Regions from separate parts of the Mus musculus genome. Here all the other regions are linked to region 3. A link is a loop called in an ENCODE intact Hi-C map of the cell type or tissue named here. Cell type or tissue: heart. All regions are shown on one strand.

Region 1 (8,000 bases), 1.4 Mb before region 3:
CAGGCTGGGATTTCATTAATATACAGAGGTCTGATTGTTTTAATCCAATATGAGGCTTTTCTTTCTTACTTTTTAAGCAGCACCATAAGGCTTTGTTTCCTTTGCATATGCTCTTAAACCTAACTCCAGATTTCATAGATGCAACTTCATAACCACTCAGCTTACATTTATAATCTAGAACAGTGTCACAGAATACAGTATTTCTACTGCTGCCTGGCTTAGAGGACTTAAAACTCAAAAAGATACACGTTTGTGCGTTCAAGCTTTACTCCTCTTGCTAAAACATGCAATCCTCTTCTCTCCTAAGGGACAAGCATTCCTTATTATGCAAACTTAGAATTTTTGAATGTTTCATTTTACCTCTTGAACAAGCAGGCACTTTTGGAACTTTTAGGCTATTAGGATGGGGAGGCTAAGTCTACTTTACATCTAGAGAAACTTGGATTCTGCTGACAGTTTACTCCAGGAGAAGACGCTGTGGGAACCATCTTCAGTGTTGAGAGAAGTGAAAGGAAGTGAAACCCGGCCTGTCCTTCCTCTTCTGGAATCAAGGAGGAAAGAAACTCAGCTCTCCACTGGGATTAAGCTTCTCCGGGATCCTGCAGGTAGGCCAGAAGTAGGACAGCCTCAGAGCAGGCTGTCAGATCATTCTTCACAGGAGGGTTTAGCCAGAAAGTTTAGGAAAACATCAGTCAACAAATAATGGGATTTTCAACTTACTTAAATGAGTAGGAGACAGTCCAATGATCAAAGATTATTCTAAAAAAAGGGAGCACAAGAGGGGAGGACCAAATATTCTTGGTCTGATTACTGTTTGAGAGGTGAAGAAGTGTAATTGGAGCATCTCTGTGTGTAATGATACTGTCTTTGGGCCTGGTGGCTGTAGTTTGTCACTCTTTGGCTACTGTGGTTTTAAGGATATGCGCCTGTCCTTCTCCACAGTGGGGTGTGTTCTGAATGTCCTGTTATCACCTTTGCATTGCAGGCTTAGTTGTTTCTGAAAGCCACATACCAGCAGCAAGTGAGTGTTTATGTTCAATCGTCCACATCTTTACTGCCTGTTGCTATTTTAAGCTAAACATCCAGGCATTTCAGTGACTTTAGTTTGTATTTCTAAAGAGCTAAGCATCTTCTCTTCTGTTTATTTAGCTCTTGTATGCATACTTTTGTGTGTGCTAAAATATTTGCTCATTTTTATTTTTACTTTTTCAGGCAAGTCCTGGGATGATGGTGAACTCCAGATCTTCGTCCCCTGATTCTCGAATGCTGGAATTACAGCCTGGCATCATGGTGCCCTGCATGGATGGCATTCCTGTCACTGACCTTTGAGAGTTCTTTATATATCCTCCAGTGCATCTCGGTCATCAGATACATGCTTTGTAAACACCTCTTCTAGAGGGCCCAATTCATCAAGTTATTTGAGAGTCAGTTAATCTATGTTAGAAAGGTTTTTCTTCTTTTTTTTCTGTTTTCAGCAAGAATGTGAAAATTTCCATGAGTAGGTGATACTATGAACTTTATAATTTCTCTCTGCTCCACACTGTGTGTGTGTGTGCATGTGCTTGCGCTCATGTTCGAGGTGGGAGGAAAGCTTGGAATTGGCACAGAACACACCCAGACATCAAATTCTCAACACAAAGGAACTTTATTACAATGGGGTGGGAAGCAGCTGCCCCTGAAACAGGTTAAGATACTAGCAGGTATTTCTGCCAGAGTGGTTTTAAGTAGAAAAAGGGGAGCGTGTGCTAGGATGATGTCCTGATTGGACATGTTAGCCAGTGTTAAGCCAAATAATGAATTTTGATTGCTGGACCTTGGTATTTAGTCTCAGGAATAGATCAGTAGCCAAATAAAGGAATAGACGTTGGGGGCTAGCTTTAGGAATGTAATCTAATGGTTTAGCAAGGGAGAGGGAGGGAGAGGGAAAAGGCAAAACCTACTAGCACCACCGTTTGCCATGCTTGGGCCTGTTAGAGAGCCCTTCACTTAGAGTCAGCACGTCATTATAATTGTAAAATACAGAGTTGTATCTCCCTGGGAAGCTAGCTGTCCTGTCCTCTTTCCGGGGGAGCTCATCTTTATTTTCCAAGTGTGGGCGAAATCACATGTTCATGAGCTCAGGTTCCATTTCTGCCCGGATGCCTTTCTTTGGATTTCAGAGTATATTAGGTACGAGGATACCTCAGCTCATATATGGTTCAAGAAATTAATTATGCATCACTCAATAATCTGCACTCCTTAAGTTAGGGGGCACTCCAGGTTTCAACACAGCGCTGTGTGTACGTGCAGTGGATAACGAAAATTATCGCAGTTTCAAGGTCAGTCGGCCAGGTCATTTTGTTGGATTTGCAGGCACCTTAGCCCGAAGAAAACGGACATGGAGGGGGAGGTGATGAGCGAGACACCCCGAAATAGCCCAAGTGCCTTGAGGAGGACGGAATAGCTACGTTTAACGACGCTACGCATAAACTACTCTCGTGGTGGAATCTGTGGGTTAGTGATGGTTCTCCACGAGAAAGACGAGGAAATCCAAGGTGCTCTCTTTTCACGCCGTCTATCTCAATTGAGCTTGGAGTAGACGCAGTCTGGGCGCGGTGTAACGTCATTCTTTTAATTCCAGCACGGCTTGAAACTCAAACTATCCGATCTGAGTAAGATATAGAGAATAGGGTGAGGATCTCAATTTACTTTTAATTTAATTTAATCTGTGTTCCTTCCGGGTTTCGCCTTGACGACCCCTTCCCTTCTCCATGTCTCAAACCTCGCGTCCTGGAAAACTTAAGAATGTAGGTCCACCTGCTCAAACACTGTCCCAAAGCTGCACTTCCCGGCCTTCCTCTACTCTCTAACTCTAAATTTTATCTGGATTTTTGTTTAGTATCGGTTTCAAATATGTAAGTTTCTCAGCCCGCTTTCTCGAGTCAGTCTCTGTCCCTACTCTCACCACTCCCGGAAGTGCTCAGAGACAGAAGTATAGCCAACTGTGGAGCCCGGCTCCGGGCGGGGACGGGTGGTTGCGGATGAGCCAATAAAATATTGATCAATTTTTAGTTTTTTCCTCTGATACTCTGATTTTCAAAAAAGTTCAGCCTTTTAAACTGTTCAATTTACTGGTTTTTCGTGTACATGTGTTACAACGCCGTCGTTGTTTCCTGACTTCAAAATTATCTTTCTCCATCACCTGGCAACCGGTGATACATCCTAACTCTAGGTTTGGTGGTCTGGACAATTCATTTTAATTACAACATGCAGTACTGACTTCTTTTCCTCAACACAGTGTTTTCCACATACCCTATTGGGTGATGTCTATAGATAGTCCTTTTCTGTTTGTATGCTGTTCACTGACATACAAGACAAAGATATAGTAAGAGTCAGATTTTCAAGACTTAATATGTTTTTCTTACGGATCTGAATACAAGAAAGTTTCTCCTTTGTATTAAAAAGAGACATGGTCGAGCCAGCCAGGAGTCGAACCTAGAATCTTCTGATCCGTAGTCAGACGCGTTATCCATTGCGCCACTGGCCCGCCACAGGGATGAAGTTCTACTCTAGTTATTATTAGCTGTAACCTTAAATTAATTATAGCCCTAGTTTCAAGCTAAGTAAATTCAACAAATGTTTGATTTGAACAATTTAAACCACTTGTGTTACAGAAACTCGTCTTTTCACCTTGCAATTTCCATTACTAACACACGCAGTTGGTTCCTCTGACATGAAACAACCCCTACTGCCAGCCCGTTGACAGAATAATAGAGTAAAACAAAAATCCACTCTTTCCTCTTCTTCCTTCTTTCCCCACCTCTTTCTTTAAATTTTTATGTTTACAAATAGTATCGTTCTGTAGCCCTGACTGGCAGTTCTTCTGCCTCAGCCTCCTGGAGTTCTGGAATTACAGGTGTGCATCACAAAGTTAAGTATTTTACGTTTTACGATCTCAATTCGTGCAGCAATTTGAAAGCCCAGAGTGCAGTTGAAAATTAAGCTGAGTCAGAAGTGGTGGCAAGCCTTTAGATCCCAGCATTCCGGATTTACCTAGAGAGCTGTCTTTAAAATATAAAAGAAGTTCGACTGAATACTACTTAAGTGTACAATGTGAGCGAAAACACTTAAAAAAGTAAGAAGAGACAAAGGTTTTCTGGTGCACCTCGGGGTCAGCCTGTATGCTGAATGCCGCGCAGTGCTACTGTGTAGCGTCCAAACTGCTCAGTGTATCCTCCCTTTAACTCATTTCCACCTGCCTGGCATATCAGATGAACTCTGGAATTCTACTCCGTTTTTGTTCCCAACAGCTTTTTCCCCCCCTTTGGTTTTGGATTTTTTGTTTCTTCTTTTAAATACTACGGAACTGTAACTATTTAAAGTAACCATTTGCCCTTCCTCTGCTCGCTTTCCCTCCCCTCTTCTCCCCTTCCTTACCCAACCCCTCCTCTCCCTTTCCCTCCCCGCCTTCTTCTCTCCTCTTTTTCTTTCCTTTCGTTTTTGTTTTATTTTGTTTTTCGAGAGTTTCTCTGTGTTGGCCCGGCTGTCTGGAAACTCGCTTCGTAGACTAGGCAGTCCTCCTGCTTCTGCCTTTCAAGTGCTGGGATTAAAGACGACCGGTGGCATTTCTGATGTAATCACAGAAAGTTTAAAAAAAAAAAAAAAGAAGTGAGCACAGGAATAAAACACACCTAATTTTTCTTAAGTTTGACCACACTTCCACAGAAAGCTGTGTCTGAAGCTTTCTTACGCTGTGAGCAGGATTTGAACCTGCGCGGGAAGAACCCATTGGATTTCGAGTCCAACGCCTTAACCACTCGGCCATCACAGCTAACCAGAGCTTGGCTTGTATTATGTCATTTATATATTAAACAAATAATTAAAAAAGATTCTTTGAAGGCAAAATACATACTCTGAAGGCACTAGACACTATAATACCATCAACGCCAGAGACTCCCATCTATTAGGAAGTTTCCTTTCAGCAATACACAAAAGGCAATCACTTCATCAAACCCTAACCAGATCTCTTCCCCAAGTCTTACTCAAGTTCACTCTATCCCTGTAGGCTTTTTAAAGGGAGAACAATATTCCAGCATACCAGAATCTCTGGTTTTAGTCTTTCTTTCCCACTTCCGGTTTTTATAGATTACCGAGTTTTTATTCATAGATGTGGCGGGGGCTAGAATCTGAGTTAGTTGTATGTTCATTTACAATCTTAAGATTGTTTTCTCCACACAACTCGAGAAGCACTGCTCTCAGTGAATTTGGCAAGTTCTATCCATACTCAAAATTTATGCACCTTTTGAGGCAGTATTTCTACAAATGTGCAGGATATGTTTGTACATGTGAGTCAAGCTCATTCTCTTCTGAATATGCAGGATTGGAAAAACACATCAGCAAATACGAGTTTTTAAAAAATAATTCTCTCATTAGTGTTAAACAATTTAGAATAATATAAGCTGGTACAATTTTGGAAACACACACATACATCTAAATATGCACATTTAAGAGTTGGCTGTAGTTATACACCTGTAATTCTAGCACTGGGGAGGTGGAGGCAGGAAGAGCATAAATTTTAGGAAATCCTCCATTACATAGTAAGTTAGAGGCCAACATGGGCTTCATGAGACCCTGGCTCAAAAAAGAAAAGAGAAAATGAGAATATGAGATGTGTTTGTGCACATCTGCCTTTAATATAAAATCAAAGTGAGATCAAAGTGTTTTGAGTACTACCATAGGAGTAAATACATGGGAGATCAGACATATATATTTATAAAAATCACTCCAAGAGCTGGGCATAATGGCACACATCTTTAATCCTGGCACTTGGGAGAACATGGTAAGCAGATCTCTGAGTCTGAGGACAACCTGGTCTACATAGAGAGTTCTAGGACAGCCAGTGGTATATGCAGAGAAACTGTCTGGAAAAAAGAAATCTCAAGAATACATAATTAAGGAACAGTTGAGCCAAGATGGTTCCTTCAATGGCTTTGAAGATTTTGTGAAATTAAAATGGTAAAATACACCCTGTGTAAACTGTGACAAATTTCTACTTGAGGCCAGTGCCCCTTTGAGCATTAATTAAGATCTGTTGCATGCTATCATCATTAAAGAGTTTCTCCTTTATTAAGCCCTGTGTTCTTGGGGGTGAATTCTTGCTGGGAGGAGCTGTTCGGCTATTGCAGTATAATCAGCTTGCCATGTCTAGCAGGATGCCACAAACTAGAAGGCTTGAACAGCAGCACACATTTTTCCAGAGTTCTGGAGGCTAGAAGTCCAAAACCAAAGTGTTGTCGGGGTCAGGTTTCTTCCTGCATTCTTCCTATGTTCTTGTGAGATCTTTCCTCAGTGCATACATGGAGGGAGGTCCCTTATGTCCTTTGCTTGGTTTCCTAAGGACACATGCTGCACTGGATTACAGCCTCACTTTCAGACATTATTTAACTTTAATTACCATCTAAAACTCCCATCTCTCAATGCCATCACACTGGAATGAATGTGGGCTTCAAAGGAATGACTCTCCAGGAAGATGCAATCAGCCTAAGAAGAGCCAATGTGTCTTTGGTAATCTAGTGCCCACATTTGGTCCTATCACTCTGACTTCTACTTGTCTCAGTGGTTGCAGGGTTCACTGTGATATCTTGTAAGACAGAGAGAGCCCCTGTAGAGCACATGAGGGCACCAGAGCTGTATGCATGTTGCTCACAACAATGATGAAGGGTCCTCTGGTGAAGCTCACCAGTCTCAAGAAGGTCCTCGGTCTGATATAAATCTCATTCTAGCCCTTTAAACTCCTCAGCCTCTAAGTATTTTGCTCTACAGAGATATTTCATTTCATTATGTTGAATTGCTCTAACTGTGGCTCAGGCACAAGCAGGACTCTTAGAACAATTTCCATTCCCTTTGAGCTGTAGCACTCAATCAGCTGAGTTTGAGCCGATGCAATGTTCATAACCCTTCTCCATTGATCCCACACCCTTAAAGTCCGTTCTCTTTCAGACTTGTCAGATTTCCACTAGCACACATTGACACATTTAGCCTGGCATGGTGGCTTAAATCTCAGTAGCTATGAGGCTGAGGGAAGGGGAAGAGAATTGGCACAAGACCAGCCAAGACAATGTAAGGCCCTGTGTATGTATGTATACATGTGTGTGTATGTATATATGTATGTCTGTGTGTCTGTCTGTCTGTATATATGTATATATGTATGTATGTATGTATGATGACTAAAATGACACAGTTCTTCTGGTATGTATCACACGTCTTCAAAGATCACACTTTGCCTTTACCTTCAATGGTCAGTGACACATCCTGAGGCCTATCAGAAGAGCCTCAATGGACAGCACCAGCCAGCTGCTTCCGGATCTCACTAGGAGTCAAAAGCTGGAACCAGAGAATCATTTGAGAAAATGTGGTGCACAAAGGTCATGGTTCCCACCCCCAATCTTACTTTATTACAGATAAAAGTCCTAAACTTCATCAATACCCCAAGCCAGACCAGCATCTCTCATCTACCAAAGTTCCCCATTTTACCTATTATCCCCAAGCCTGTGGGGGAGAAGAAATATCTTTGTCCACTCTCCACTAGAAGACTCATGACTTGGGCTTGTAAAAGAGAGAACAGATAGACAAGAGAAATGTTATTAGTATTTATAAAGCAAGATTTAAGTTGGGCAGTGATGGTGCACACCTCTCAGCACTTGGGAGGCAGAGGCAGGCGGATATATGATTTCAAGGCCTGTATGATCTACAGTGTGAGGTCTGGGACAGTCAGGGATATACAGAGAAATGTCTTGAAAAACCAAAAACCAACCAATCAGACAAAAACCCTAAAAACAAGAACAAAAAAAATTCCACCAAGATTGATATGGTCTTGGATAGGGGTACACAAGTGTAATACTATTACCAAAACAAGTATGAAAGGAAGGAAGGAAGGAAGGAAGGAAGGAAGGAAGGAAGAAATAAAGATGGAAAGAAGGAAAGGAAGGGAGAAAGGAAGGAAGGAAGGAAGGAAGGAAGGA
Region 2 (8,000 bases), 310 kb after region 3:
TACAATTTCACTGCTGCATCACTAATTACTTAAGGAAAAGGTTTAGCCCATACACTAGCCTCTTACCGTTCGTTGTCTTTCAGATTTTTGTTTTCCTGTGAGTTGTACTTTCCCTGTAATGCTTGTTTGTGTCTGTCCTAGCAGGCACCTGGCCTTGAGAGGAAATTCTCTCCTTGGATGGTTGTTGTTTATGTTCACTGCAGGTGTTCTGTGCTTAAATAAGTGCTAGGAGGCTGTCTGGTGCAGGGTGTCCACAGCAAGCGTGTGCTTAGGGATGACAAAATACTTTCTTAGCACATTTAGCTGTATATTTCCCACAAAACAACCATGTGTGAGATGATTCCTGGGCTCTCATCAAGGTAACTATCTAACTTACGTTTCCTTTTGTGCCTTCATTATAAGCTTAGACTGAGAAGGTATAAAAAGTGTATATTGTCATCATTGTCAATTTTGTATATTTGGAAGGCGAGCTTAAAGTTTTGAAAACATTTTAAAGTCTTTTGGAAATAAGTTGGGGGGGGGGGGTGTCGGGGGAGGTGTATCCCAGGACTCTGTTGGCAATTCCAAAGTGTCTGGGGACCATTTTGTACTGTGTCTCTTTTTTGCAATTTTCTATTTTCATTATGTCCCTCCTCTATGCTTTACTGTTATGGTGTATGTTGGTTTCCCCATTGCATTTGAGGGTGCACTGGGGCAGAAAGGTGCAAGAGATCTTGACCTTTCATGTACTCAGGTATCAACAGGGAAAACATTGTAGCAAAGGTTTGATCTTGTAATTGGTGGCCGTCTGTCTGGAGAGACTGAGAAAATAAGAGAAGCACTGCTCAAGGTTATTTGTAGAAATTATTTGTGAGACTGAGGTGAGACAACAGACTAAGAAGGCTCTAAACCTCCTGACATCACTTATATAGTTTTTACTTGTGCTGCCAACATTGTGTGTCTCACAATGGACCAGTTATCGTTTATCATTATGAGGAAGGAATTGGAAATAACGCGGTTGTGGCTTTTACCATCATCCCTTGGTGAGTTAGAAAAGCACAGGTTTCAATCGCTTCAAGTTGGAATCTATACTAACAACCTCAAAAAGCTTCTCCAGCTAACCCCTCTCTGGCATGTGAGAGGGAGGAAATGGAGAAGAAAAGGTGGAAGCCCATCCCTTAAACTTGTCCTAAATACTCTCACCCTCCTGTGAGTGTTTCTTGTTGTTAAACTTTTCTGCCTCTAGCTCTTCTGCACATTCTCTACATATTTAATTCTGCCCACCAGGGCCACACAGCCTGAAGACATGGCATGACAAAACCCTCATGCAATCTTCATCAAACAAACAAATGTACGAGATCACATGACATCATCATGTTTCATCAGTGTCCTCATTTCATTGGTAGCTATCCAGTGATACTGAGTCTAAAGGTCATATCTCCAATCTAACCTTTTGCTTGGAGCACATATGAATAGAAGTTTTCTTGCCCATGATCTTATTCAACTTACTTTAAAATTTCAGACTCCATCATTAAGTCTCAGGTTGCTTTCAAGTTCCACATTTTATAGTTTCCATTTTAGAGGGTGACATCTGAAGGTTCTGATTGGATGCCCTTAGGACAGTCTGACTAATAAGCTTCAGCATGTAATTTTTCGAACTATTAAAAAATATGACTCATATATAAATATTATATGTAGTAAGCTCATGTATATGTCAAAGAATGATGGAAGTCATTAGTGAGTAAGCAAGCTGGATGACTTTTTAGTTCAGTGAAGAATACAGGAAAATAAACTGTGCATTTACTCAGAGAAAGAATGAGAGCTGAATGAATCCTCAAAAATTAGAGATATAATTTATTATTGTACAATACAAACATAACTTTCAGGGTTATCTTTTCTATTGGAAGCAATGAATTTGCATCTACACCAGGCAAGCTTTATTAGTTAATTGCATTAAAGAGCTATGATTTGATTGATTCGGCTTGAAAGGCTATAAGTTAAAAAATTACAACAATCAAATGAACAAATCTAGGATTTTACAAATAATTTGACAATTTACAGTGACAGGAAAGTGAGCAAACTGGAGAGCTAGATCACACACAGCTATTTTCCTGGGGGAGATGGACAACTATCAGATGAGGAGGACATTCGTTCATTTCCCACGTAATCAGAGCAAGGTGACATGTTCTCATTTCTTTCATTGAAGCATATTGGTATGACGAAGGTGCTTGAGTTGTGTACTTTCAATAATGCCTTGCAATTCCCATTTCAAAGTCCACACAGGAAGGCAACTCTTAAAGTGGTTCTATTGCTAGCAATTAGTCCATCCCTAATCCCATTAGGCTGTTAATTCCCAGAGGACACAAGCCTAGGAGATGCTGCTTGCAAGTGCTAAACTAAGGTTATTACGTGAAACCACGCGGCCATTCTCAGTCTTATAAAATATGCTTTGTTTCACAAACATCCCTGAACTCAATTTGTATAACCTTGGGACTTTACCACGCTTTAGTGCTGACAAACTCATCACATGTTTTTATGTAGACATATACTTAAACAGAGATTTCTGATAAAATTAGGGGAACTTCCTTTGCCCCATGTATTAATTATACTAGCAGAGAGTTTATCTTGTATTTTCTCTAACAACAAAACCATGTTGTAGTTATTGAAATATGAAGCTGAAAACCTTAAGCTAACAAAGCAAAGTTGACTAGAATGCAGATTGCCATATTCCGAGGAACTGAGAAGAGATGACATACAGCTGTCCACTATAGATGACATGATAATTTGTACTTATCTTGTCTCTTATCTTATTGGTAAAATTGGTTACATTTTCTATTTCAAATATTTAGCTTGTTCAAATCTATGCCAAAGGTAACCTTTGGAAAGCCAGTAAGTTTACTGACATCTGCATCTCATAGTCTCCAAGTCTAGAAGGTCCTCCTGTACTAAGACAAACTATTTTCTAGATTAGAATTCCCGTGCACTGAAACTTATATCTGTATTGCTGCCAAATAAGCAACTAAATCCTCATCACTTTAAAAACAGATCTTTCAAAGACTCTAATTTGGCATTTGGGGGAGAGGAGGGCTCATATAGACTTTTAGGGTTCCTTTCCCTTCTTATTATCTTTATTCTTCAGAGCTAGACCCCTACCTTGCAAAACTCAGAGGGGAACCAGGAGCTTTAAAAATATAGCCCAAGGTCTCCCTTTATAGAAGTCAATGGGGTGCCCCGCCCCCACCAATGTAAAGCATTTTAAAGTCAGTGTCTTTAAATCAGATATTTAAGTCCTAACCCCCCCCACCACATTATACACCCCCAAGGCCTATGAACCCCCTCTCAATTTACCCCAAGTGTTTTATACTGGAAATCCCAGTCCTAGTCCATAGTTGTGGTGGGTCTGTAATCAGAAGTCACTAAGGACTTGTGTTACTTCCCTTGCGAAGAAACAGAATAATTGTGAAAATTTAGGCGGAAATCGTTTCATTTTTGTCCCTAAATTAAGGGAAGGATGTGCTCTATAATCCCTGAGAAAAAGAACTTTCAAGGGCAAAGGAGCGACCAGGTAATTTAGAAGAAAAACAGAAAGTGGTCTCTATCTACCCCGGACTTCCTTTGGAGTTGGGGGAATTAGGGACTCCTAGGCGCGTTGTCTTTAGGGATGAGGAAAAAATAAACATATATCCTGAAGCCTGAGACTTCTCGGATCCTTTACCGACCAAACTCGAGAGATTTGGTGCAAGATATTTTAATATTTTCTCCTTTTTGTGAAGTGTAACAAACACAAGTTGGGCGCAGCGCGGCTGCTCAGAGCTTGCCAGGCAGGCCGCTGGAGCACCAATCAGCGCGCGCCTGCGCTCTATATATACAGCGCCGGGCCCGCGCTACTCTATCGGCGTACTGCCACTAGTTCCTGACTTCCAGAGACTCATCATGTCTGAGGCTGCTCCTGCTGCCCCCGCTGCCGCGCCCCCTGCGGAGAAGGCGCCTGCCAAAAAGAAGGCCGCCAAGAAGCCCGCCGGGGTGCGCCGTAAGGCGTCCGGACCCCCGGTGTCCGAGCTCATCACCAAGGCTGTGGCCGCCTCCAAGGAGCGCAGCGGCGTGTCCCTGGCTGCGCTCAAGAAGGCGCTGGCGGCCGCGGGGTACGATGTGGAGAAGAACAACAGCCGCATCAAGCTCGGCCTGAAGAGCCTGGTGAGCAAGGGCATCCTGGTGCAAACCAAGGGCACCGGTGCCTCCGGCTCCTTCAAACTCAACAAGAAGGCGGCTTCTGGCGAGGCCAAACCCCAGGCTAAGAAGGCAGGCGCGGCCAAGGCGAAGAAGCCCGCGGGAGCAGCCAAGAAGCCTAAGAAGGCGACTGGTGCTGCCACACCCAAAAAGGCGGCCAAGAAGACCCCGAAGAAGGCGAAGAAGCCCGCGGCGGCGGCTGTGACCAAGAAAGTGGCCAAGAGCCCAAAGAAGGCGAAGGTCACCAAGCCCAAGAAGGTCAAGAGCGCGTCTAAAGCCGTAAAGCCAAAGGCTGCCAAGCCCAAGGTTGCCAAGGCCAAGAAGGTTGCAGCCAAGAAAAAGTAGGCTGCCTCCCCTAACAATCCAAAAGGCTCTTTTCAGAGCCACCACTCCCACTTAAGAGCTGTGACATTTGTGTGATTAATGAAGCAAGGTTGCAAGGGACTCGATCCCGGCAGCACTCGCTCCCCCGGTGGGATGGGTGGGGTTGCGTGTCCCACCTAGACTTGTTTGTGCTGGGCTGCTCAGGAAGTGCTATGGGCTGGAACACCCTCCCACGGCTGTCAGCAGCAGAAAGCAACCCTCGGCGCTAGTTCGTATTGGACTGCAAGGTGATTTGAAAGTTCCGCCCTGCTTGTGGGTTGGCTCACTCCGGCCCAGGACTCTAGTTCTTCGTTTGATTGGGCGCCATCCCGAAGTTTGAGCTTCCTGCCTGGAGAAACGCATCCGGGGCTTGTAGGTGGCTTCTATGCTCAGCCTCTTGTGGGGGTTAGCCTGGAAGTTTGGGAGAAGGTGGGGTGCTGGCGCCAACGAACTGCCTTCCTTAATATTAAAGACATGGGGTAGCTGCCGGAACGACTAGCCTGCACAGTTAAGTTGGACTCGGGACTGAGACGATTGCTTCTCGTACTTTCGGTTTGTTTGCCACAGCGATGGAGTTGTGGGTTGAACTGCGTCACAACCTTTTGTCAGCCATTTTTTTTTCAAGTTTTTTACCATTACCAATTACACTTGCTTTGCCTTATTTTGATCAGCATAGTTGTAGATTAACTTTGTTTTGCCTCAGCTTCCCGAAGCGCTTGCTTTATACGTGTGTGTCGTCACTGAAGATTGACCTTGTATGAATACTGAGGTTTCTTGGTAATGCTTTGTACAATCCAAAATGTTAAATTGGCTATCTGTTGAAAGTGTATGCTTCTAATAAAAAGCGTTTAGTTTTCATTCACTGTTGGACTCTTTCATACCCACAGTCTTTGAGAGATTCAGATTGCTGATTTGTTGCAGCCTGGATCATATTTCTGGTGTACCCTATAGTGAGATGTGAAACGTGCTTTTTGGAGACCTAAACCAGAAATTTGTTCAGTGGATCCAGTGTTGATTTCAGTGACCTAAGTGTTTAACGTGGGAAAGCCAGATCAGAAAGTAAAAATCCGTTTTCTCCCAGTGTTTTGAGCCCTCACTTTAAATGAGCGAACAGCTGTTTTAGTACAGAGCATGATAAATAGACCCATCTTCCCAATTCCATGCCCTCGGGACCGACTCTCTCGATTCTTCCCAGCTTTTATTTCATGTTTGTCATAGGTTAAATTCCTCGAATAACCTGAATCTCAACTTTCTGCGTCTTTTTTTGTAGTTTCTAAGGTAGAATTAGACAAACTCTTCTCGGTGCTATCGTCAATGTGGAGGATACTTGGTACGTAGCAATGATTCAAATATTGTTTGGTAAACTTATAATAGGAAATAACTAATTCTCACAACCTTTTTGTTATTTTTGTTGCTGTCAGACCACCCCCACCCCACCCCACTCCACCCCACCCCACCTCACCCCCGCCCTCTCCCAACCCCATCTCTGAGATAGGGTTTCTCTGAATAGTTATGGCTGTCTTGGAAGACTAGGTTGACATTAAACCCTCGCCACCTCTAGGCCTCTTCTCAAAATCTTTCAAGTCTTTCCGTCTATATTCGTTGTTAAGGGGACTGAACGTGCTAGCAGTTATTCTACCACTGAAATGTGTCCCTGACAATGTATTTGAAGATATTGTTAGTATCCCAACACTCAGAGAAAAGCTTCTTGGTATTTTTATTGAGATTGTGTTAAAGCACATTTGTGGAACTAGCAGTTTTCTTATGTAAAAACAAACATGTTATCTATCTATAGATCTTTGAATTTTCTCCAAATATGTTCCAATATTTTTAACCCTAGAAGCATCTTTATGTTGTTCGCAATAATAATTTATGAAATTTTATTTCTGTAGGAACAAAGAAAGTGGACATTAAAACCACTTAGTTATTGAAGCCATCGCTGCACAAATGAATTAAGAATTTTAGACCAGGTCTGTTCATTGATACATAAGGTGAGAACAGATCCATGCACATATGTAACTTTAAAATCGAAAAGCAGTATTCATAGGGAAAATCCATTTTAAATCTATTTAAAATCCATTTTAAATAACATACATCTCAGTCCAGAATGTATGTTATTTCTAATGTTCTACTAGCTACCCATGACTGTGGAAACAATATAGATCAATACAACTTTAGAATGACCTCAGACCTTTCCTCTACATCTTTGTTTATGATGAGAGTATTTGAAAATGTGTATTGTTAATAAGTCATATAATGAAATAACGAAGACAGTGTGTCTGATTATTGGAATCTCTGAGAACTCTTGGTGAGGCTGGTCTAATTAGTTCTAAACTAGGTAGGGCTACGTAGTTGAGACCCTAAATGAAAAATAATTAAAAATTAAAAGGTGGAACAGTGGTCACCTGATGTTAGATGACTGGAGTTTGTCTTCTAAGCCACCAGAAAGTCTTACAAGAAAAGTAAGAATAGAACTGAGCAAAATTGCAGGGAAGGGCCTGGATAAAAGATGGGCAGAATTTCATATTCTTATCCCCCCTCCCCTCTTCTGAGTTTCTCATTTCCTCCTGGGTCCTGGTGAAATGAACTCTAGTTTCTGGAAATACCTCACTGACCAGAATTGAATCACTTAGTAGCTACTGGGAGATCTAATTGTGATGCTAAATATAGCTCAGGGTGTGGTGGCAGGTTTGTAAAGCTGACTCTTAGGAAGGTCAAGTAGGAGGATCCTGGGTTGTAGACAGAGCAAAGTCTTGTCAGAAAAAACAAAAACCAAAAGAAAACCTGTTGAGTGTGGTGGCCTTTAATCCTAGCACTCTGCAGGACAGGAGGGTATCTCTGAGAGTTCAAGTTCAGCCTTGTGTATGTAATAAGTTCCAAGGCAGCCAATGCTATGTAGAGAGACTGTCAAAAGAAAACAAAAACAACAAACACATACAACAACAACAAAAACCAAAATAATCAACCACCCAGCCAACAAACATGTTACTTCAAATAAAACCACAGTTTTTAAAGTAAGACTGAGAATGTGGGTATGTAGCTCAGGGGTAGACTGCTTGTCTGTCGTGGGAGATGCCTTGAGTTACATCACCAGTAAATAATTAACCATAACCATCACAACAATAAAATGATAATAATAACAAAGCTCAGATTAATGATAGTATTCAAACTATCCACTACAGTGCACCTTCAGATATTTTCCAGTTCTACACATTGATTGGCTTTCAGCACTCCAAGAGTTAGACATGTAAAGAATCATTCCAAGAAAAGAGAATTGATTTTCTAGTTTTCATTCAGTGCTTCTTTGGGTTTCAATTTATTGGATTTGGATATTTATATAAATCTGAATATAGGAAATGTTGCATAAATATACCTTTTAGATTTATTTTTAATACTTTTCCTTCATTTTGGTACTAGAGGGGAAACTAAGG
Region 3 (8,000 bases):
CATTTGGGAAGTTAACAACCAGTCCAGTATTACTGGAACCCAAAAATTTGTTCCTGCTGGAAACCTCTTACAGCGAGTGTAGTCACACAGCAGATGGATCTGAGCCTTGGAAATGGGCTAGTCTTTTGATCCTGTTCCATGCCTACACTTCTCAGTCATTTGAAGGATAAATAGAGGTCAGATTGGGCAGATTCTGTCTGATAAGAAGGAAGAATCTAGACAGTGGTGAGTGTCAGCTCAAGTCTGACTATAAGAGGAATAACAGTGGGTTTCGTTATACAATTTCAGCATGTGAAATTTAAAATCTCTTATGTGGAGGGAGTTTCTTCCCACAGAAAACCATTCTCTTTTTGTCAACCCTGACTGTAATAAATAAGCAAAAGAGAAAAGCTAGTGTTGCGGGTGGTCTAAAGTCCCTGGAAAGACCTCGTATGGGCTTTTTGCACAGTTCAGAGACATGGGGTCAAATTTCGGGATGTGTGTTTCTTTTTCTTTTATTTCCTTTCCCTATTTGTTTATTCATTTATTTCTTCATATTTACAGGACTTGTTTTCTAGCTCTGACTAGCTGGTATTCATGAAGCTATCCAGGCAGGCCTCCAACTCACCCCCACCACCCACCCCCGCTGCTGAGATACACCACCCCACAGCTGGCTCTAGAATCACTGACTTAAATGTTTCACTTTCTCTCTTTTAGTTCTAATTATCTTGCTCCGATTTTATTGAGTTTTAAAGAAATAAACATTAAGCCCACAAGCAGAAGTCTTTTTGACGAACTTTCAAAAGAAGAGGCAATTGGACTTGTGCTTGTCTGCTCGAGACCTCACCACAGCCTTATCTGGAACCTGGAACGGGAACCTGGAACCACACCTGATACTGGCACTCCGTAAATCCAAAAGGAAAAGGACAAGTTTGCATTCTCCCTTTTTGCAAATTTTTTTTTAGGCCAAAATCATATATGTATCCACTTCTAATCGAAGGTAATGGAACGTTTCTGAAAGAAAGCAGAAGGATCATGACTCCGGGGTCATCTTCAACTACACAGTGAATTTCGGGCCATGGCTCTACCTCAACAAAATTACCAGTTTCTCGATATTTTCTTTGGAAAAATTAATTTTGAAACTCCTCGAAACAGTGCCTGCAGGGAAGAGAAATTAACCAGGACAGACCCTTTCACTTTTGGCCATGTGGCCTCCGGCAGTGATTTTAAAAAAAGAAGAAAAAAAGAAAGGAAGGAAGAGAAGAAAGGAAAGAGAAAGAAAGAGAAAGGAAAAAAAGGAAAAGAAAAAGAAAAAAAGAAAAAGAAAAAGAAAAAGAAAAAAGGAAGAAAACAGCCAGACAAAGGACTGACCTTGATGAGCGAGCCTTCTGGAGCCGTAGAGACCAAAGAATCGATTTCTGGATACTGTCGTAAAAGTTAGAGGACCTGAGGGATGTGAGGATTGGTGCAGACCAAGGAGTGAGTCAAAGTCGAGCCCAGGGAACTAGATTGCTTTTCTCGGCCGAATGTTTAATTCCCATCTGGCATCTGGATTCTGTGCACAAGGTCCCAGCACCGTTGTTTCCGTGCTCTCCGCGTCCTGGTCCATTTGTACGCACCCCTGTGCGATTCCCAGAACTGGCGGTACCGTCTTTCATTTATAGAGGGCGCAAGTAACCCCGGGACTGTTCCGTGACAACCAAGCCACAATCTCACTTTTTGCTATGTAAAACAAGATGGCCTCAAAGAGGGGGCAATTCTCCTGCCTTAGGACTTCTTTCTTCCCCTTCCCTGCAGTTCTGGGATTATAAAACACCAACCCTAACTCAGGAAACTCTTTCTTAAATACTCCATTTTACTTTCTCCACTTCAGTTTTTATCATCTTGTTCGGATTTTATTAGACATAAAAAAAATCATATCAACAAACACACTAACACCCCCTCCACCCCACCCCCACCCCCACCCCACTCCCACTCCCACAATTTCTGTTTGATGAGCTGAAAATAACAGCGAGCATTGAATTACATCCAGTTATCAAAAGGGAGTAAGGTAGCAGCCACTTACCATCAGAAGGGGAATTAGCTCAAATGGTAGAGCGCTCGCTTAGCATGCGAGAGGTAGCGGGATCGATGCCCGCATTCTCCAGTTTTGCATTTATGCCTGTTTCTTTTCCCATCATACCCTGCTAGAACAAGAACAACCAAATCCGTTACTTCTAACCTCTATAGTTAAATTTCAGAAGTTCTCTCAGCAACCCGGAAGGGCCTAGTTCCTACCACACACTGTTCTCCAGGAAATGGCTTGGAGCTCTGGAGTTGGTATTTCCTGTTTTCCTATCAAGTTCTCACAGCTTTCCCTTTGTTAACGCGCAAACGCGTTCCCTTTGTTGAGACAGGGAAGCGTATATAGCGGTGTTTGGATCTAGGTCGTTTGCTTTTTTTGTTTCAGTTCAGTTACCGGCACTGGAATATCCCGGAATACAGCCCAAGATATGGAAAGAAATGTAGGACCAGCTCTTGTGGGTTGGAACTTACTGTGCCTTGCAGAAACGCCTAGTCCAGGACTATCTAATATATTTTATATCCGAGGCCCAAACGTTATCTTTAAAGAAAAAAATTGAACTATTTTCTATCTTTCTGAAAATTATTTGCTTAGAGAAAAGTTCTGACACATGGGATGGAAGGTACAAGAAATTGCAAGCACAAAAACCCTTGTACAACTTTCGATATGTTGAACTGAAATCTTTGTCAATTACTTTGTCTTACTTAATATTAATCTCTCATTGACACGATTCTACAGGTAACTGATTTTGAGAGCAGGAGTAACGCAGTTTAAAAGGATTAGCACAAAATTAGCAAATATGCGCTACTGATAGGTGAGATTTTCTTTCTTTTTTTTTCTTTTCTTTTTTTATTTTTCGAGACAGGGTTTCTCTGTATTTTCTTTGAACTAAATCTCCTCTTGCATTTCTCCCCTAAAACTGCCATTCCGTTTCCAGCAATGCCATTTGTTTTGTTTTGTTTTGTTTTGTTTTGTTTGTTTTTTAAGAGAAACGCTCTAGCAGCGTTTTAAAGCCCTTGCAGCACATTAAAATCGCCTGTATAACTTTTTAAATTCGCATCCCCTAGGTTGTAAAATGTCTCCAGGTCATTCTGATTTACACCAATTTCCCCCCAGACTCTTGAAACAAAACCATCGTAACATAGTTAAACCAAAAGCTTGAAGGAACAGGATTTTCCTCCTGCCGTGAGGTGATAGGAAGATGCCTACTGAGAAACTTGAGCCTGAGGTCCAGCTGCTGAGAACGCTCTGACTACTGGAGGGCGCGCGTGCCCCACCGATTAACCACAGGACCTGTATTCACTCTCGGCCACTGGGCGGGTTCAGGAGCACACCCGGCCCCAAACCTCGTGTCTACAGGTCGTCGCCGGCCCCTTTATTCCAGGGCACAAGGATCTCCAGGGGTGGGGTTATGTGATCTATGACGTCAAAGCCTGCTTGGAAGTATTAAAAACTATTACAGAGAACAAATTATAAAATCTACAGTCACTACTTTGCACATCGAGAGTAGTATTGAGGTCAGTCAAATACGAAAAGTCCCGCTCAATTCTTTCGGAAACGAGCTCCCAGACGCTAAAAAAAACAAGGGTTCCTTCGAGCCGGATTCGAACCAGCGACCTAAGGATTTCTAGAACAATGACCTACAGTCCTCCGCTCTACCAACTGAGCTATCGAAGGATCCACGTGTACTTGCTTCCCTACTTGGGATGCCATCTCTGCGTGATGGTTAGAGTTGTATCAATCATTGTGCAAGTAACAGCTGCCTCTTACTTTTTAGTTTGCATTTATTCATTCTCTTATTTTATTTCAGTATCTCTTCAGAGCCAAATTTCTGTGACTTGGCCCCTGAAGAAAACGGAAGTTTGAAAACCAAGGAAACAGAAGCAAAATTATTAAGGGCTTTGAGAGGACCAACTTTTATTGCGAATTTAAACAGCTCGTTTGCCCCTGTTTGTCAGCAAGATTTGAGACATGTTAGTCTGTAGTTGCAGCAAAATTCTATGGTTGGTCCGGATGTGGTTGAATACACTTTTAATCCCAAAGCCAGGGAGTCGGGAGCAGTGAGATCTTAGTGAACTCCAGCCACAGCCTGTTCCACATAGTGAGTTTAGGGCCAGCCAAAGTAAAAGCCTGTGTAAACAAACAAACAAACAAACAAACAAGCAAAGGTGAGAAAGGATAGAATAAGATAAAGATGAATAAAAATAAGACTATGGGAGGAGAAACATACCAAAACGTCCTTTAACTGACATTGGTCTTTGTCGATTAACAAGGAGACCACATTAGCTCTTAATTAAAAAAAAAAAAAAAAAAAGACTGTCAAGATGAAATTAATATAGTTTTAAATTATCAGTCTCCATGCTGGGTTCAAGTAGGATTCAAATGCAAATTAATTTGATGGTATTAGAATTCCTTTCGGCTTCCCTGAGTTCATGAGGAACTCCAAATGACTCTTACTCTTCCTTACTCACGACAGACACATCGGACATCAGAAATCTGTCTTATTATTCTTCAGAGCCTACTAAAGATCGTTGTGTTGCTGTACATTGGAGTCACACACATAGGCAAACAATCCCCCACCAGTGGACTAGCAGTGTCCACTCCCCTGTAGTACAATGAAAGAGTTCTCTGCTATTGTTCAGTGTTTGTGGGATTTTGTTGTTCTGTTTGTTTCCCTGAGCAAGAATAAAAAGCAGACTATTAATCACTTAGTTGAGGACTAACCTCTTCATGTCTTCAAGAAATATCGGAGTAAATTGAATATAACATTCTCTTTCCCAACCCCAGCTGACTGAATGGGTTATCTTATTTTAGCTTATTACAGATGTATTTAATATTGTCCATTTTGTTCAAATGTACTTTCACAGGCTCAATTCCATGATTGTTAATCTAAAAGGAGAACTTGCAAAAATAATAAATACATTCTTGAAAGAATACTCCTCCTCCCCCCCCTCTTCTTCCTCCTCCTCGGCTTCGCATTATTCACCAAAGCATAAATTGAAGGGTGACCCCACTGTTACCACTTGTAGATGAATGCAGGCCCCTGATCAACAGCCCTGTCCTCCATGAGACTCCTGTGGAGCGACTTGAGTGGAAATCCATTTTCTGTTTTGTGTAACTTTGTAGTTTGTGCTCCTCAATCCGGAAGACTTTCCAAGAGGTCGCACCCAACCCAATTACATCCCGCAAGGAGGCTCTCTTGAACTGTGGTCCGAGGTGGCTGAGGACCTTCATTACATGCTGCTGTTCCTTTCCGTGTCCTCTCTGCTGCCTGCTCAGGTAACTTGAGCAAAGGATTTCCTGTTTCCTTCATGTAAGGCCCAGTCCGTCCTGCAAACTGCAACTAAGTCCCTGAGCCTCTGTATCCTTTTTGTGTCTCTTAAAGAGCCAAGGCTTTCTAAAATATACACTTACTTGCACAGATAGATCAAAAGCTGTGCCTGAACAGGCTAAATTGATCATTGATTGTCTCGACTGGGTCCTTCACCCAGAACCTTGATAAATTCAGAAGTATTCTTATGCCTATATAATCCTGTCGGCAGACTCTCAGATAACTGCTTTCTGATATTTATTTATTTATTTATTTATTTATTTAGGTCATAACAATCTCTCACCAAAAAGTGTGCAAACTGCCTACAGATGACCTGTTCCTAGGAAAGCTCACGTAAGATTTTTTTAAAGTCAATTCAGTAACATTTGCTAAGTATGTAATGGTGTCCGTGTTAAACGGCTTAGTTGAAAGCCTTAGGTTAGGTTAAACTTAAAAGCCTTAAACTTAGTTTAAACCCACTGTTGATGTTTGGTTCCCAGTTTCAACATCACCAAATCTAGGAAGTCCATCCTGATATTTTACATTATATGAATTTGTTTTCCAGACTTGAGGAATTCATATGCCAGTTTTGAACAAGTAGCATATGAATTGTTTTTGTTCTGGGGATTAGCTGGAATTTGGAATGACAGGACATATAAAATGGAGAGACAGTAACATCCGGTTTCTTAGGTAAAGGAAAGAGGAAGGTGTGGATGGGAGAGGGCAGGGAGGATGAGTACACTTGGGGGGCGGGGGAGAGATTTTTAAATGCGATCTCCATTGCCTCCTGGCAGATAATAATAAGGTGCTGAGGGCTCTCAGGTTTTCAAAATGATGCAACTGTCGCCTTCTAATCCCCTTTGTTTTGATTATATACTTTGGGCATGAAGTTGGTCTTTCCAATTTTGAAAACAATTGAAAAATGCAACTAGACCCCACAGTTATATTTCTTGCCACAAGTTTATGAAGTCGACATCTCATCTTAATGAGAATTAAAATCTACCAGGCAATCCTGACGGACACGCCGATCCGATGGGTTACCTCTGCTCTGCAGTGAATCAACATCTGTCAACAGAAGCCTCCTCAAAGCGGTTGTCTGCGCTATTATTGTCCCTTCAGTTCCGCTCTTAACACAACGAGCAAGACAGCCGGGAGAACTGACAGGTTGTGGGAACAGCAGCAGAAAGCCTCAGTGGGTCACAGGAAGGGAGAGCCCTGGATGATAAGTGATGGCAACATCACTTGTCAGGAGCTCTGGAAAAGCCGTAAGTGAACCAGGAAACATTTTGTAGTTTATCAAGAAGAGAGAGAGGAAGAGGAGAAAAGGAAAGGAGAGGGGAGGTAAAAGAAGGGAGGACGAAGAAGAAAGAGAGCCGAAAACAGAAAGAGAAATGAAGAGAGGGGAAAAGGGAAAGAAATAGGGACATCAGTGGATGAGAATAGAAGCAGGAAAATGTAGAGCACAGGGTAATAATTCCCAGCTAAACTTTTATTATTAGAGTACCATCTTTTCTTACCTAGAAAACTAATATGAACAACTAAACAAAATCTAAAATCATGCCTTATGACAAACTTGGGGGTGGGTAATACTTATTCTCCTATTGTAGTGGAGAAAAGAGTTGCACATGTGCCCGGCTAGCTCAGTCGGTAGAGCATGAGACTCTTAATCTCAGGGTCGTGGGTTCGAGCCCCACGTTGGGCGCAAATTAACTTTTTTTTTTTTTTTTTTGGTAACAGTTCAATTTTATATTATTAAATTAATCACTATCAAAAATGATTTTAGAGCTTACGTAACTTTTTAAAAAATCAATTTTAATTACGGCATTACAGCGAGCACCTATGTTGCATCATATATCTGTACATCTTTTGCAGAATTTAGTACCCTCTTGGCGCAAAGCTCTCTGGTCTAGAGAGACTGGAGGGAAAAATGAAAGTCAAATCTGAAAACGACTGGTTCAAGTTGCAAATTGAAACCAAATGCATAGAAAGAACACTTAGCTGCGAAAGAAAGGAAGAAAGGAAGGAAGGAAGGAAGGAAGGAAGGAAGGAAGGAAGGAAGGAAGAAAGAAAGAAAGAAAGAAAGAAAGAAAGAAAGAAAGAAAGAAAGAAAGAGAAAAGGGAAAAGAAAAGGGAAAAGAAAAGAAAAGGGAAAAGAAAAGGGAAAAGAAAAGAAAAGAAAAGAAAAGAAAAGAAAAGAAAAGAAAAGAAAAGGAAAGAAAAAAGTTGTCAATCATTAATTTTGAACCTTCGAAAATTCGGTGACAGGAAACACGATAAAAACTTGGGCTCGTCCGGGATTTGAACCCGGGACCTCTCGCACCCTAAGCGAGAATCATACCCCTAGACCAACGAGCCAGATGTAAACTTTGTTTCTTCGTTTTCTTAATCATTTAACCAATTCTTTTTTAATAGCTATTTGATAAATGTTTAGTAAATATAATTTATATTGTTTCTAATCTCGGGTTTGTTTGGTCTTTCAGTCCTTTAAGCCACATTACTTGACTCTCTTAAGGACCATATAAACATCTCTTGACCCACCCTTGTTAGAGAAACAAACGTGCCGTTTATTAAAAATACAGAAAACAAAATTTCTTCTCAGATTTACTTCGTCGGTGCCTGGAACCGCAACCCAAAAGGCCCAATTTCTGA

What was found. Peaks named below come from ENCODE experiments on the same cell type or tissue, not always from the same donor. Only the 100,000 strongest peaks of a DNase experiment are listed, where the experiment ranks them.
Region 1: a loop joins it to region 3, with 3.0 times the contacts of the local background. A loop is called at or near these places in 26 of 42 quality-filtered maps.
Region 2: a loop joins it to region 3, with 3 times the contacts of the local background. A loop is called at or near these places in 8 of 42 quality-filtered maps.

Annotation. Positions count from the first base shown.
Region 1 is chr13:22,017,691-22,025,690 of GRCm38, forward strand. n-TRacg1 (a tRNA gene) reads right to left here and starts at 3,526; the gene lies at 3,454-3,526. n-TScga1 (a tRNA gene) reads right to left here and starts at 4,810; the gene lies at 4,729-4,810. In heart, no CTCF peak of the experiment used is centred here; DNase peaks (open chromatin) are centred at 2,981, 3,501 and 4,741; H3K4me3 peaks cover 3,402 bases; H3K27ac peaks cover 1,890 bases.
Region 2 is chr13:23,734,937-23,742,936 of GRCm38, forward strand. It overlaps H1f2 (H1.2 linker histone, cluster member), which reads left to right and starts at 3,871. Exons shown (of 1, transcript NM_015786.3): 1 at 3,871-4,595. The coding sequence starts at 3,913. The coding sequence ends at 4,551. In heart, CTCF peaks have their summits at 3,928 and 4,840; DNase peaks (open chromatin) are centred at 3,875 and 4,835; H3K4me3 peaks cover 2,997 bases; H3K27ac peaks cover 4,716 bases.
Region 3 is chr13:23,429,360-23,437,359 of GRCm38, forward strand. C230035I16Rik (RIKEN cDNA C230035I16 gene) reads right to left here and starts at 1,658. Exons shown (of 4, transcript NR_015492.1): 1 at 1,351-1,658; 2 at 870-993. n-TAagc13 (a tRNA gene) reads left to right here and starts at 2,053; the gene lies at 2,053-2,125. It overlaps n-TYgta7 (a tRNA gene), which reads right to left and starts at 3,718; the gene lies at 3,631-3,718. It overlaps Gm40833 (a long non-coding RNA gene), which reads right to left and starts at 5,313. Exons shown (of 3, transcript XR_873170.2): 1 at 5,062-5,313; 2 at 4,272-4,329; 3 at 3,937-4,171. It also overlaps n-TKctt11 and n-TPagg3. In heart, CTCF peaks have their summits at 1,639 and 3,338; DNase peaks (open chromatin) are centred at 1,622, 2,172, 3,372 and 3,702; H3K4me3 peaks cover 7,637 bases; H3K27ac peaks cover 5,046 bases.